Linked DNA regions of Homo sapiens: region 2 is linked to region 1. A link is a loop called in an ENCODE intact Hi-C map of the cell type or tissue named here. Cell type or tissue: chondrocyte. All regions are shown on one strand. Links, peaks and the distances in the headings refer to the core of each region. The heading gives the core; the rest is flanking DNA.

Evidence for each region. A loop is a pair of places that touch in the nucleus more often than their neighbours do. Peaks named below come from ENCODE experiments on the same cell type or tissue, not always from the same donor. Only the 100,000 strongest peaks of a DNase experiment are listed, where the experiment ranks them.
Region 2: a loop joins it to region 1, with 8 times the contacts of the local background. A loop is called at or near these places in 35 of 110 quality-filtered maps.

Annotation. Positions count from the first base shown.
Region 1 is chr6:70,883,425-70,886,242 of GRCh38, reverse strand. The region is part of intron 2 of B3GAT2 (beta-1,3-glucuronyltransferase 2); the gene reads left to right. It overlaps LOC105377850 (a long non-coding RNA gene), which reads right to left and starts at 101. Exons shown (of 5, transcript XR_001744196.2): 1 at 59-101. In chondrocyte, for the core only: CTCF peaks have their summits at 1,466 and 1,681 (motif pointing right); no DNase peak of the experiment used is centred there.
Region 2 is chr6:70,546,222-70,549,039 of GRCh38, reverse strand. The region is part of intron 20 of FAM135A (family with sequence similarity 135 member A); the gene reads right to left. Among named protein-coding and RNA genes, the nearest start is that of SDHAF4, 19 kb to the left of the region's middle. In chondrocyte, for the core only: CTCF peaks have their summits at 1,337 and 1,538 (motif pointing left); no DNase peak of the experiment used is centred there.

The sequences.
Region 1 (2,818 bases), core at 186-2,685:
TGTCTGGGATTCAGAGTCAGGTCAGTGTGTCTACAGAGATGGTCTCCAACTCACCCACCTACAGCCAAGTCACTGAGTTCTTGGTCTCTGAGCCTGCAGAACAGTTTCTTGGTTTCTTCATCTGCAGAACAGGGAAAATGAAATTTTTCACAAAATCAGACATCACGTGCAAAGCAGCCAGGAGTAGAACATTGTAGACACTTGGTGAATGTCACTCTTAACCAAGAAACAAGACTGTGCCTTTGGGTTCAGCTGGCTCACACATTTATTTTGATGAATTAGGTCAGTGTTTTGTTTGATTATCACAGTGGTGAGGTCCATGCAGGTAGCTGTAGGGTGGAAGAATCACTCATCCTTGGGTCCTGCTCTGACACATACAGGCTGTGCAGCCTGAAGATCTAGGGGAATATCTGTTTCTTCCTAATACCTGTAGATTAGGGATCATTGCTTCTTCCTAATACCTGTAGATTAGGGATCATTGCACCAGCTTTCTGGGTTGTGTTGAGGTTGAAGTAAAACGAATACATACAGAAGTTCCTGCTGTTCTGTGAATATTTGAATCTGCACCCACTTGTAGCTTTGTGAGATCACTCTTAACGGTAGTATTTAAGAACATTTGAACTCCGCTGTGGGCTCATGATGAACTTCATTTCTCTTCTGGCGGGTGGACCTGTGCTCATTATCATTCAATGAATTGGCTCAGCATGCAGGATGGCATGCTGAGATAAACGCTAGCCCTTACTTTAGATTAAATACCCCCAAAAGAGAGTGATCAACAGGAGAAAATCGAAGCCAAAAAAGATCATTAAAGAGTTGTTTAGGAGCAGATACGTGTTCATTGTTAAAATTTCCCAGCTGAAAATCTAAACAAACAGCACTTGAGCTTTCAGAAGAAAATGCCATTTGTAACATTGAGATTTGCAAGGCATTTGGTGCCATGTGAGTGCCGCTTGCCCCTGTAGGTGAGTCTATGTAGACCACGAGACAAGTATTCAATATGCAAATTCCTGATGGCACATAGGGAAGGATTTAAAAGAATGATTCTCATGCTTTCTAATCAAGTCACAAGGGGGCAAATGTCCTTTTTCACCACCTCGACTTTCCTAAGAGTCCCTAGGAGAGCATCTGTAGGTAATAGTTTTCATCTAGAATCTGTTAAATAGGTATTATTTATTTTACTCATGTAAATAGTTAGGATTAAGGGTTGTTGCCCTGCACTGCTAACGTGGGGGCCGGGGTGCAGACCACTTCTCTCTTTGGCATGCAGGTTGTTTGCTGTGACTACTACACATTTTTCTGCACTGGCTTCAGAAGTTAAGCCTTGCAGGCATTCTTCCTGGGCTCCCTGAGCAGCTGTAATCACCCTGACCCCAAACACTCTGCACATCAGTTCACCTCAATTTTAAATCCCTCAGGCCAACCGCTGTGGTCAGTCGGCATTGCCCTAAGCTGATGGGCCTGATTAAACCAAGAGTGGCACACACTGCCCTCCAGCCTAGGATATGCAATGTCACTTTTCTTCTCACGTTTGCCTAGCTAATTTCCAGTTACTCTTCCAGACTCATTGATGAGGCAGGAATCGCTTTTTCTGGGAAGTTTTTCCTGATTTTCCATCACACGTGGATGCCCCTTTCTACCTTTTCCCCTAGAATCCTTGGCTTATGCAGTTATGAATATTTCCACAAGGTGGCGCTCATGTCAGTGTCCTCCCTGCCCCTGGCCGCCTTGCTAGCCCGGGAGTACACTAGGAGGGCGCTCGGGTCTGCCTGCATCTCCAGGCCGGGCACAGTCTCTGATGGTAATAGCTTGAACAAATGTTTGCTGAATTCATGAATTTTAACATGTTTTCCTTTTCTAGTGTAAGGATTATCAAAATTAAGATTTAAAGCTTCTCGCTTCTGAGACAACATTGCCATTATTTAATGGTGGAGGTGTAAAGGGGGATGCCGAGCTGTATACTCCAGAGCTCTCTGAGGAGGGTCTAATTCAGCGGGTCTCCCCATGGCTTCGCATCAAAATGGCAAGGGGCTTTGAAAAAACACCCACACTTGAGCTCCACCTAGGAGCAAAGAGACCATATAGTCTCTGAGGGTGAGGCCTGGTATTTGTGTGGTTGCGGGTTTTTTTTGTTTTTTTTTTTTTTTTTTGAGTCTTGAGGTGATCCCGAAGTGCACCCAGGAGTAAGAGAGGCGGGCGAAAGTGATCAGAAGCGACTCCTATTTCCTTCCTGTGGCTCGTTATCGTCTCTCAGTGGTCACAGTCCTTTCCCAGGCCACCCCCTGTGTCCATCTCAGGTGGGATAACCTCATGACAGAGTTTGGGAACGCTCAATAGAGTCACTTCCATAGAAAATACGTCTTCCATTGCTCAAGCAAGAAGAGAATTTGAGCATAGGACAGGAATATTTTAATCATAATAACTGAAAAACACCAGCAACAATATAAACAAAAAGATTGCCTGTATTCATTGGGAATGCAAGTTTTATCTGTGTTTTGATTGTGGTGAAATATACGTAACATAAAATTTACCATTTTAACCATTTTGAAGTGGACAGTTCAGTGGTATTCAATTCATTCACATTGTTGTGCAACCATAACCACTGTCCAACTCCACACCTTTTCCATCACTGAACCAAAATTCTATGCTCACTAAACAATAACTCCTGACTTGCCCCTCCCCTCAGCCCCTGGTTACCACAATTCTACTTTCTGTCTCGATTAATTAGACTATTCTAGGTACCTCATATAAGTGGAATCATATTTGTCCCTTTTTTTTTTTTTTTGCTTATTGAGCATAATATCTTTAAGGTTCATTCATA
Region 2 (2,818 bases), core at 111-2,610, 340 kb after region 1:
TTTCACACACTCATCAATACTGTATAGCATCTTTTAAATTTTACCAACCTAATGGCAAAAATGATTAACTTATTGTTTATTGGCCTTCCATATATATATATTTTTTAATTTTTAATTTTATTTTTTGGTAGCTAACTGCCTCTTTTCTCTTTTGTCCATTTTTTTCTTTTGGGTTGTTATGTATTAGGAACAGCAGTACACATTATACCACTCAGGCATAAACAATATTACCTGTCACCTCCAGATGTGTGGTCTGTGAATGAATTATGTATTTGCCAGATTACATGATCATTAAAACTTCCTCACAAATTTCCCACTGATTAAGATTTTTAAAAGATTTCTATATTTGTAAGAATAAAAGGCATTATATATTTCTTCATAAAATTATATTAAAGACATTTTTCAAAATAGCTCTTTACAGAGATTCTGATGTACTTCTCTAGAGAAACAACACTAAGGTTTGGAATTACTGCTTTAGACTGAGATCCCTGCAGGGTGTCTATGGCTCCTCATGTTCACGCAGCTCAGTGGAAGCAGGCAAAATCAGTAAAGATTAGTCAGAGGATTTCAAAGATACCCTTTCACTCTCAGATTCCATGATGATAAAATAAATTTAAAAATTCTGATACTGATTAAATACACTATGTTGTTACACTTCTAAATGTGATTCTTACGACAGTACTGTACTTTAAAAATGCATTTTAAACTTGGTAACCAGTTTTCTAGTTATTTAAAAAAAGTGTATTAATACTGATATTGTGCTTTTGCACAGAAGGTTTGCTTTTTATATTAGCCAAGAACCAAGTTAGTTAAATATATTATGGCCCTTTTTGAACCTTTTGGCTTCAATTTCTTGTCTACCAGTGTTGGCTACAGAAGGCAGAAACTCAAAGTGAAGCACAGCAAGCTCCAGAGGAGCAGTGCTGGTAGGAATTACAGCAGTACTTCATCTGAGTTGAAGTACAGCCAACAAAAATGTCTGAAGTCTATTTTGGGAGCTAATATTCTAGGTTTATCTTTTCTACACCTACCTTGATTCTAGCTTCTCAAAGACAACGTAGTTAACTAGTCCGTGGGTGAATACTTCACTGAGCCCCTCAAGTGGCTAATTATTTGTTGAACGGTTACCTTTAATTTGGGAAAGTGACAAGATTTCCCTATTTATAGGATGACATGGTTTAACCAGAAAAATCTGTAAGTATGTTGTTACTTTTTACCAAGAAAAAGATTAAATCTTCCATATTGCTCTGGACTATATAATAACATGATTGATATATGAACACCTTAATTGAAACTTTCATCTTCATAGTCTAAAGTCTTTCCAATTCTTCTGGCTACTCATTTGTTCTAAAACTTCAGAGTTTTAATGCAATTCACTTTGAGTCATTTTGTGTTTACTTTCTGGAACTGGCTAAAGCAGTGGTTCTAAACTGGTGATTTTCTGCTCCAAGGAATATTCTGCAGCATCTGAAGATATTTTTGGTCATCACTGCTGAAGGTGGAAAAGTGTATGTGCTACTGGCATCTAGTGGGCAGAGGCCAGAGATACTGCTAAACATGCTACAATGTTCAAGACAACCCCTGAAAACAAAGAATTCTCCAGCCCAGAATATCAATAGTGCTGAAGCTAAGAAAACTCTGTACTTTTAAAACATATTCTTAACAATATTAAACTATTCTTATTTTTACTCATTTTAAATAAATTTGAATGAATTTTCTTCCTAAAATAATGTTAGCTGATGCTGGTTCTTTCCCGCACTTTCAGAAACAAAATATACATATTATTTACATATCAAAAGTGATACCTAAGATTAAATCCCTTTGTAACCTCCTGGATACAAAGAGTCCTTTGTGCCACAGTAGGACAGCAGGACCTTTATTTAATTTCTATACTTTATTTGTCAGAATTCAACAGCTGGTAAAAAGACTCTAAGCAGGTATTTTTAGGAAGATCTTAAAATAAGGATATATTGTTTTTGAAATTCCAACAATGAATAGACTCTTTTTTGGCTATTTTGAGCCCTCATTATGGAATGTCAGAGTGGCCATGATTCCTCTCTCTGCTTTAGTAATATAATCTTGACTACTTCAACACTGCTGTCATCTAATGTCTATATATTATACATTTATTTTACTTTCCACATTGCTCTAGCTCCTTCATCTTTCTTTTCCCTGCTATCCAATGCTGAGATGCTTGTATGCCACCTGCAAATTATTTACATATTCTGTTAGCAATCTGTAGAATACCACAGGTTTTGTCAAAAGTTGCTATAAAAATTTAATGAATGTTTATAATTGTAATTCCTTAATCAAAATAGATAATTTCCCTTTAAAAGTAACATTTCTGTAACCCTTTACCAGATCTATTGTGTTCACAAAAAAGGTAATTTCTCACCCAATACATTTATGATTTTTATAAAAAATACAGTATTTCTCAATTGTTTTACAAAACACACAAATTATTTTAGGCTTTTAAAAAGCTTTCTTCATTTTAAAATAATGAACAGCTTTCAATAAAAGGAAAGCTATTAACTAATGATATGTTGCATAGAAAAAGACTGTTTCAAAAGGAAGACCCACAGAAGAGGCTTTGCTTAAATAAAAAAGGCAAAAGGGCAAATGGCTGGATTTTGATTTAGACAAGTAATTTTAGGCTTTTCCAAAAGAACGGAAAATTCGCTGTTCAGAAGAAACTGAAGCAATAATCAAACCAGGGCATCCAAGACTGTAGCTTTAGAATAATAAAATATAAAAAAGAAATGATCACTTTTGATTGTTTTAAAACACTTGAGAATAGCATATTGGTTAAGTACTCTTT